Linked DNA regions of Homo sapiens: region 1 is linked to region 2. A link is a contact called in ENCODE Hi-C or POLR2A ChIA-PET data. All regions are on one chromosome and are shown on one strand. Each heading gives the region's core, a stretch centred on a gene start or an enhancer-like site at or near the end of the contact. The rest is flanking DNA. Distances are from core to core; before and after follow the strand shown.

Evidence for each region. Hi-C counts contacts between places; a loop is a spot of excess contacts on that map. ChIA-PET counts read pairs that join two places held with the same protein, here RNA polymerase II (POLR2A). Pooled maps may share reads with other maps.
Region 1: a map of aorta shows a loop between it and region 2 (2.0-fold over the local background). The contact joins the promoter of PHC2-AS1 here to the enhancer-like site in region 2. A Hi-C loop is called at or near these places in 2 of 168 maps with a recorded cell type or tissue (aorta and ascending aorta) and 5 of 50 pooled maps. POLR2A ChIA-PET finds 5 or more read pairs at or near these places in 7 of 52 experiments (A673, AG04450, Caco-2 and 4 more).

What each region holds. Positions count from the first base shown.
Region 1 is chr1:33,347,397-33,352,177 of GRCh38, reverse strand. It overlaps PHC2-AS1 (PHC2 antisense RNA 1), which reads right to left and starts at 1,826. Exons shown (of 3, transcript NR_125978.1): 1 at 1,731-1,826. All of the region lies in intron 9 of PHC2 (polyhomeotic homolog 2), which reads left to right. RefSeq lists a silencer at 2,118-2,637 and an enhancer at 2,093-3,022.
Region 2 is chr1:33,407,847-33,412,331 of GRCh38, reverse strand. All of the region lies in intron 1 of PHC2 (polyhomeotic homolog 2), which reads left to right. Among named protein-coding and RNA genes, the nearest start is that of PHC2, 21 kb to the left of the region's middle. Within about 2 kb of position 1,986, at least 2 of the 41 ENCODE cell types and tissues checked have a DNase peak (open chromatin) inside an H3K27ac peak, as active enhancers do; they include ascending aorta, where a contact is called at or near this core.

The sequences.
Region 1 (4,781 bases), core at 577-3,076, 60 kb after region 2:
GTTTGTAATCCAGAAACCCCTAAATGAACTGACATTTGCCTTTCTCCTCCATAAAGCTCTCAAAATTTTCTTTCTGAAATCTAATCATGGTGATATACAAACAAGCATCCTCCTCTTGAGGTCCTATCTCATGAGAGAAGTAAGCTTTACACAGTGGAAACAACTGTCAACCACCCAAGACTTAAATATCCATTCTGTGTATGTCTTTTTTTTTTTTTTTTTTTTTGAGATGCATTCTTACTCTGTCGCCCAGGCTGGAGTGCAGTGGTGTGATCTCAGCTCACTGCAATCTACACCTCCCGGGTTCAAGTGACTCTCCTGCCTCAGCCTCCCGAGTAGCTGGGATTACAGGTGCACACCACCATGCCCAGCTAATTTTTGTACTTTTAGTAGAGACAGGGTTTCGCCATGTTAGCCAGGCTGGTCTCAAACTCCTGACCTCAGGTGATCTGCCCGCCTCGGCCTCCCAAGTGCTGGGATTACAGGTGTGAGCCACTGCGCCCGGCCCATTCTGTGTATGTGTGAATGCCTGCTCTGTGCAAAGCACTGTGGGAAGGGAGGTAGCACACTGAGAAACACGGTCTGTACCCCACCTCAAGAGCTGAAGGTCTACTTGAAACGATGAAAAATGCACAGGAAAAAAATTACAATAGAAAGTAAAATGCGATAAATGCCATAGATGGATTTGAGGTAAGTCATTTAAAAGCTACAAAACAGGAAAAGTTACTGCCAACTAGAGATGTTCAGGATAGATTTCAGGGAGGACGAGGCATTGTTCTAGAGCAGAGGTTGACAAACTACAGCCCAATGGCCAAAACCATCACATTGCCAGTGTTCGTACAGCTCGCAAGCTAATAATGATTTCTACATTTTAAATTTTTTTTTGAAAAAATCAAAAGAATTCTATTTCATGATACATGAAAATTATCTGAAATTCCAATTCTAGTGCCCATAAATAAAGTTCTATTGGAACACAACCACACTCCTTCACGTACATATTGTCTGTGGTTGCTTTCCTGCGGCAACAGCAGAGATGAGTTGTTGCCACAGACCGTGTGACCTACAAAGTCTAAAATATTTACTCTCTGGTCCCTGGCAGAAAAAGTTTGCCAACTGCTGTTCTTGAGTCTGGACCTTGAAGGATAGGTAGGACCTGGACATGCAAAGTTGAGGAAAGAGCATTCCAGGAAGAACTGGTGGAACTTAAGAGAGGGAGGCAGGAAAGTGTGGGCATGTTAGGGAACAGGAGTTGAGGATACAATCCTGTGTTACCCTAGTTTATAAAACAAAATATAAGTGTAAGAAATGCAGAGGCAGAGGAGAAGGAAATATGAATATTAATGAAAAGGGGGGTTGAAAATTTGAAAAATAGAGGAGAAAGGGAGCTAAGTAAATATTCGGGGAATGTAAAATAAATGTAAACAAAGAAGATGGGATGAGGCCTGAGAGTGGAAAGGGGTGGGGGGAGAAGAAAGGCAGGCAACGAATATGAATACTAAGGAAGGCAAGAAAATGGGACCATGTTGGGAACAGAGGGAAGTCAAGAATGGAGAGAAGTGCCTGGCGTGTGTCCAGCACCTTCCTGCGCCTCGCGCTCCTGAGGGTGGGGACTGTGTCACGCTGCACGTCTCTGTACCCCCGCAGCCCCTCGCGCGCGTGCTGAATGAGTATGCTTCGCCACGACAGCGCAGGTTCACCCGGTGCGCTTGGGGAAGATAACCAACACTTACGGGACTCTGACCGTGTGCCAGGCACGGCGGGCCGCCTGAACCCACTTCCTCAATCAGCCTCAACCGCGAGCCCGAGGCCGCTCACGGAGGTGTGACCGGGGCACTCGGGCCATGACTTCCCTCTGATCCTCGGTTCCCAGTGGGAAGGAGAATGACTTGTAGGGTCGTTGTGAACAATAAGTCGGGGACAGCGCGAGCAGGGTTTGGCACGAACTGAGCTCTCGGTGACTGGTGGTCGTTAGTCTTCTGACTGACCCCCAGGCCCCTCAGGGAGTGAACGGTCCAAGGCGGGAGTCGCGGGCCGCCCCGCCAAGGAGCACTTGCACCGGCTATCAGGGCAGCCTCCTCGTGGCGTGGCGCCCGCCTCCCTAAGCTGAGCCCCGGGCGTCCCTAACCCGCCTTCCGGAGGGCGCGAGGCGGGGCTCGCCGCACAAAGGAAGCGCGCGGCCCGTGTCCGCCCCGCCCCTCCCGCGGCCCCGCCCCTCCCCGCCCCGCTCCCTCGCCCCGCCCCCGGCGGAGGCGGCCGCGGGAGCCGTCCCAGACTCGCCGCATTGTCTCCGCGGCGGCTGCAGCCCTCGAGCGCCCGCCGCGCGCGCGCGCGCAACCCCGGCCGCCGCCCGCGCTCCCGCCCCGGCCTCGCGCCCCCGTCCCGGCCTCGCGCCCCGGCCGCCCTTTGTTGACGCCGGCCAGGCCGGTGCGGTCGGATGCGCCGCGGCAGCCCCGGGCCCCGGCTCGGAGGCTCCCGGCGGAGAGGAGGCGGCCCGCCCGGGCCCGGGACCCCGCGCGAGTCGGCGCCCGGCCGAGGGGCTGCGTAGGCCCCGCCCGGCCAGGCCCAGCCGGGCCCTGGACAGGTCAGTGCCGGGGCGGGGGAGGGGTTCTCGCCAGTAGGGAGGCCGGGGGCCGCGCTCGCCGCACTGGAAGTCGGGCACCGCCCTCGGTGCCCCTAACGGCCCGGGCCTACGCGGCTGCCAGGCCGTGCCAGTCGCGGCTCTCGTCCGCGCGGCGCCTGGGAGGTGCCCTGCTCCCCAGCCTCGCTCGCCTGGGGACCCTGCGCGCCCGTCGCCCCTGGAAGCCGTGTCACCTCGGCGCGCCGCAGCTTCCGCGTCCCCAGGCCCCGCACACCCCACCCCAGCCCCAACCTAGGACCGGCCTCCCCGCCGCTGCGACTTCCCTGGGACGGACGGTGCGTTCGGGGACGAGACTGCTGGCATCTGCCGTACTTTATTGGTGGTGGACTCCCTATCTTGGAGGCGCCTGCGGCTTCGCTGGAGAGTTTTGTTTTTAATCTAGTTCAGTCTCACGAGGTTTTTAATTGGATGGAAAGGGACAAGCTGTTCTGTGTCTTTTCTTCCATTTTTAGAAGAGCGTTTTCTCTCCTTCCTATGCCAAATGAAGGTAGACTATATTTGTTGCTTCTTTACATTAAAATCGGGATTTGTGAGATTCTGTATTTAAACTGAAGTCCACAGACAGGGAAATAATTGGCCCAAGGTCAGGTTGCAAACCAGTGGCGACGCTACCATCTGAACTAAGCCCTGGGCCCCGTGTCGGATACCAGTCAGTGCCCTGCTACTGCCCACCCACCCGTCTTCCATAACCTGAACTGATCTCACCCACATACTTTCGGTTCTGAACAACTTTCCTTTCCTTCCTACTCCATACCTACGATATGTACCTTCATGTGCTGTGTACGGAACACACTCTTTTCATCTTTTTCTTCCCTTACAAATCAATGACAGCCTTCCCCTCGGATATCTCCCGTGTTTGATCTTTAATCCCCTCTCCATTAGCATATTGGGCCCAGAGGATCCCTTGCAAAATAAGCTACCTACCTAAATCCATCATATGTCCCTGATTTTTCTAGGACAGCCCCAATTTAAACTATTCCATCCCATTGTCCATCAGCCTGAGTATCTCCATTTTTGGTTTAAAAAATAATGTCACTTTGTACCACAGCCTACTGACCTGGCCTTTTCCAGCCATTTGGCTCTGGAGCATAACTGGGTAATCCAATTATCATTCACCTGGGATTTTTCTTCCCCGCCTGAGTCAACCCAAATGTTGGAACTGCCAGGATTTCTAGGTCAGCATGAACATTACAGGCTAATGAGGCAAGGAAATTCCTTCTTGCTCTTGTATTTCTTCCCACCTCCCCCACCCGCCCATCTTTTATTCTGGTACAGGGCAACAGACCTGTGGCAGACCCTATTGATTAGGATTTAGGTTTAGGTCACAAGGGATGTAGGGCTTCCCATCGTTTTGACTTTAGAACAGAAATAAAGTACCTGACTGTGTTGGTTATCGGGCAAGAGGCTGTCTTGAACCTTAAGATAACCAGCACAGCAAAGCAGTTCTGGTTTCATTCAGTTAGATTTAACATACTTTTATTTGGCTCCCATTTTAGGTAAAGTACTGCCCTAGGCACTGGGGAATATAAAAGTGATTTTAACAAATAGCTCCCAACATCTGGATCTACATTTGGGAGTATTCACCCTTTCTAACCAGCTGATAAACTGTGTTTTCCACTGGTGATTTCTCTGTACCTAAGTTCCAGCCCCTGCAAGGCGGGAACTGGGGCCTCTGGCTTGGCTCACTCACAAGGGCGGGCTTGTTTCGCAGAAGGTCGGGCAGATGGGGAGTGGTGCTCTTTTGGCACCTGCCCTTTCCAGGCACTCTTCATCACATGAGCTCTGCTTCTCAGCCCACCCAAGATCTGTTTCCAGGCTCGTCCATGCACACAGGGAAGAATAGACATCTTTTTCCTCCAGCCTGAATCTTGAGAAAGGGGGTAGTTTCTTAGTCCTTTCTGTTGTACTTGAGTCGGTTTCTCAGTTGTCCAACTATGTTTTCTCTCCTGTTTTCACCCCCTTCTTTTTTCCCCCAAACTGTTCTTTACTGACATGTGGCACAAAGGTGCTTAATGAATGTTGGTGTTTCATCATGTCCCCACCTCCTGGCCCTTTCCACTCTCTCCCAGGTCCTGGGTTAATTTTTAATTTACCTTTGTCAAGCTCACTCCATATATATTATTTACTCTTCCCTCTAAGTAAA
Region 2 (4,485 bases), core at 737-3,236:
CAGGGCCAATCTAACTAGAATTCTGGCTCTTCCAGTTACTAATTATAATTGTAACCCTGGTCGAGTTACTTAACCTGTCTGTGTTAATGTATCTTGTGACCTCGATCAATTTACTTTAGTTCTAGCAGATTTTTTGTGGATTCCTTAGGATTTTTTACAAACACAATTATGTTGTTTGCAAATACAGTTTTACTTCTTCCTTTCTAATCTTTAAACCTTTTTTTACCTGCCTTATTGCACTTCCTAGTACCTCCAGTATGATATTGAATAGACAATTGAATGGCCATTCTCAATCTTAGGGGGAAAGCATTCAATCTTTCCCTTAATAAATATGATGTTAGCTGTAGGTTTTTGTTAGATATCCTTTAAGAGATTGAGGAAGTTTTCTTCTATCCTGGTTTGTTGTGAATTGTTATGATGGTTGAGTATTGAATTTTGTCAAATGATTTTCCTTTGTCTATAAAGATGATCAGGCCCGGTGCGAATGGCTCATGCCTGTAATCCCAGCACTTTGGGAGGCCGAGGCAGGCAGATCATGAGGACAGGAGATGGAGACCATCCTGGCCAACATGGTGAAACCCCACCTCTCCTAAAATACAAAAAATTAGCTGGGCGTGGTGGCGCGCACCTCTAGTCCCAGCTACTCGGGAGGCTGAGGCAGGGGAATTGCTGGAACCCAGAAGGCAGAAGTCACAGTGAGCCGAGATCATGCCACTGCACTCCAGCCTGGTGACAGAGCAAGACTCCGTCTCAAAAAAATAAAAAAATAAAACTAAAAGATGATCATATGATCACTTTCTTTATTAATATGCTGATTTACATTGCTAGATTTTTTTATGTTAAACTTTGCCTTAATATAACAACAACAACAACAACAACAAAAAACAGAGATGTTCCAGTATGTTTCTCTGTGCATTTTTGGGGAACTAGCAGTATCTTAAGGTAGTTTAGAATCTCTAGGTTTATTCTCTAGTTGTCTCTCAATTTAAAGACTAAATGTTAATGATATAATAATCAACAGCAATATTTCTTCTGGGAGAGAACAAATGATTATATTGAGATTTCTTGATTAGTGATTTAAGTATATTTTAGTGAAATATAAACCAGTACAAGGAGAATATCATATTTATACTAGCTTTCAGATTATTTATTTCTCCCATAATTCACAGAAAAATAATTTTAATTCTTTTGAGAACTTCCTTTTTAAAGAAATGAATATATTGGGTAATGAAGCTGGCTGGCTAAATAAGACATATAATTATCGAAATGTAATTCATTCCATATTTAGAAATTATTTTGCACTAGTAATCATAATAAATGGAAGTCTCCAGGTGAAGAAAGACTTGGTTCTTCATTGGGTGATAAACAAAACAAGGACCCCCATAGTTAGTGCCTTGATTTATCATGCTTGCTATTTAACTGTGACCATAATATGATGTTTGTTCTCTTTATATAAAGGAAGGTTTTTGTTGTTTGTTACTGAGTATTTCCAGTCCTGTTTAATTATAATGGCTACTATTTTTGTAAAGAAGGTATTTTAAAATCAATGCTTAAATGTAGTAAAAATGATTCATTCCCCCAATGCCAGTTCCAGTCCTACAAATGGAAATAGCACTGAGGAGGACATCAGCTGATTTAATCTTCCATTAAGGTTTTATTTGCATAGCCCTTGATCCCTAAAGGCTTAGTCTGCCCATTGCCTCAACAAACCCTTTGTACAAATAAAATTGAATCAAGCAGATGAGTGAGTAAGTGTGTCTGGATAGCAGCCCTGGAATATCGCTACCCTTCTCATTTGCAAAGCTACATTTCCCAGTCCTTTCTGCATACACACAGGCTGTGGGGTCAAACCCGATTAGGTGCTCTCATCAACTCTTTTACAGGATTGGCCTTTTCAGCTTCGAGAAGCAGCATGACCTGTTCCATTCAGCGGCTGTTCTTAGCCCATTCTTTAGCTCTGTCTGTTACGTTCCCATGGAGTGAGGCTCTGGCTTCTCCTGCACATGCTCCCTGAGAGAGTCATTCACAAAGACAATCTGCTCTCCAAGGAAAAGCAGCAAAGCCAGCTGAGGAAAGAGATGATGGATCATGCCAACCAGAGGGGAAGAGTAAGGCATATTAAAAATGACATCAGTGCAGTAATCCCACAGGGATTAATACAAATTGAACTGGTATGTTTTTCCTGGAAATTCCAGCTCATTCCAGGCATTCATTTTTTCCATAAAGGAGTGGGGGCAGGTTTGATTCTCTCCATGTGACAAGCAATTCAGCAGCAGAGGCAATTAAGCCTTATTGACCGGCACTATACAAAACTACTAAATATTCAACAAACAGACCTTCCAGAGAAAATACATGAGGTCATTATAGTAATAGTTTCCCCTTTGGGTATTCTTCAAAATATTTTTATTTAGTTTGAGTGTGAGAGATAATATAATGCCTATAAGGATAGTTTAAAATGGTAGAAAACTATCACGTTTTAAGTATGTGACATTCTGTTAGCATTATGTGAATAAATTTCTGTCTCTCTGCAATCAGTTCAGTTCACCAAATATATATTATGAGACACCTATCCAATGATGGATGAATGTTACTCTTCTGGTGGCTAAAAACCTATGTATGGACCAAGTGGGACAGACTATAGAATTGGAAGAATGTGGACTTCTCTGCCAACCAGTGATAGATAGATTGGGCCTGGAAAGGGCTGGTCTGAGGTGGCCTATTAGATATGGGAACTCTAGTTTATTTTTTAATAATGAATGTTATTTTTATTACAAAAGTATATATTTTCATTATAGAAGATTTGGGGGAGAGGAATAAGCATAGTCAAGAAAAAACCTGTTATCCTAGCACCCCGAAGTAATGCTGTTAATGTTTTGTTTTATATCCTTCTAGTTTTTTAAATTTATGAGTGCATACATTTTCTTATTTAAAAAAAGATCTTGTTACACACTCTTTCTTAAACTGATTTTATCACCTTACTATGAACCTTTTTGTGTCCTTAAATATGATATTCTATTATATGAAAGTACAATTACTAATCCTTACCAATGGGATTTTAAATCTTCAATTTCCCCTCTTGTAATGACCACTCAGGTAGCTGAATCTTTGTGAACCCCTGGGATTATTTTAAAGATAAATTAATAAACATGGAATTACTGGGTTAAAACCTATGTAAAATACTATGGCTCTAGATGTATATTTTTTAAATATACCCCAATTTATATGTCTTTCAGCAGTGAGTATATGAGAAAATTTGACTTCTAAGCTACTCATGATTGAACAGTATCAAACTCTGTATTTGTATTTACTTACTTGTATATTCTTGCACTCTGATTAAGTTCTCAAACTTCATGTAAAGTAGTTCTCATTGTTCTCAGTATTCAACTAGTGGTCTACAACAAGTAGGTGGGAGATGGGGAAAGAGATGAATTCCTGAGAGTCTGGTTCTCTCCTGGGGCTCTCAAGCCCTGGGATGGTAACAAGGAAGTCAAGAAGACTGGCATTTTATCTTTTTGTCCCAGGTCCTAGAGAAAGGATGAGAGATATACTTAAAACCTACTAAAAACAGGCCAGGCGCGGTGGCTCATGCCTGTAATCCCAGCACTTTGGGGGGCCGAGGCAGGCAGATCACAAGGTTAGGAGTTCGAGACCAGCCTGGCCAACATGGTGAAACCCCGTCTCTACTAAAAAAACAAACAAAAAAATTAGCCGGTTATGGTGGCACATGCCTGTAGTCCCAGCTACTCAGGAAGCAGAGGCAAGAGAATCGCTTGAATCTGGGAGGCGGAGGTTGCAGTGAGCCGAGATCGTCCCACTGCACTCCAGCCTGGGTGACAGAGCGAGACTTCATCTCAAAACAAAAACAAACAAAAACAAAACAAAAAAACTACTAAAAACAGAAAGGGTATCTAATCTTCAAGAGCTTACTGTCTAGTCAGGAGAAAGAACATACATCCATGTGAAGCAAACTAGTGCAGCTCCATTTGAAGCAAACTAGTGCAAATAAATTCATACAATTCAAACTATTTTCTTATTGGTTGATGATTTAAATATGTTATTCTTTTTGCTTGTGAACAGATTCTGACGTGATGTGACAAAAATAGACTAACTGATTCACTCCCTCTCCAGCTTTCCATCACACTTAATCCAGAAACTTTCACTTCCAGTAATGGCGAGCTAGATAATTAGGATGACAAGGACAACTTAAAAAACTGAGAGAAATAAATTTTTTAAATTTTCTTACATGTACTAAAAAGGTAACAAAATAATAAAATAGGCTTGGGCCAAAATCTAGGGTAAAACAAGAACCCACGAGGTAAACTCACCATTCAAAGCCTCTTTCTCCCCCCTCACACCTTGTTTGTGCTCTAGACCCACATGATCAGGGACAGGCCAGAAACCTGACCACAGGTATCAGGAATGCCAGCTCCTGAGAAAGCTAACCTGATGACTACTTCATTGTTTTTAACTTCATCTATTTCTATG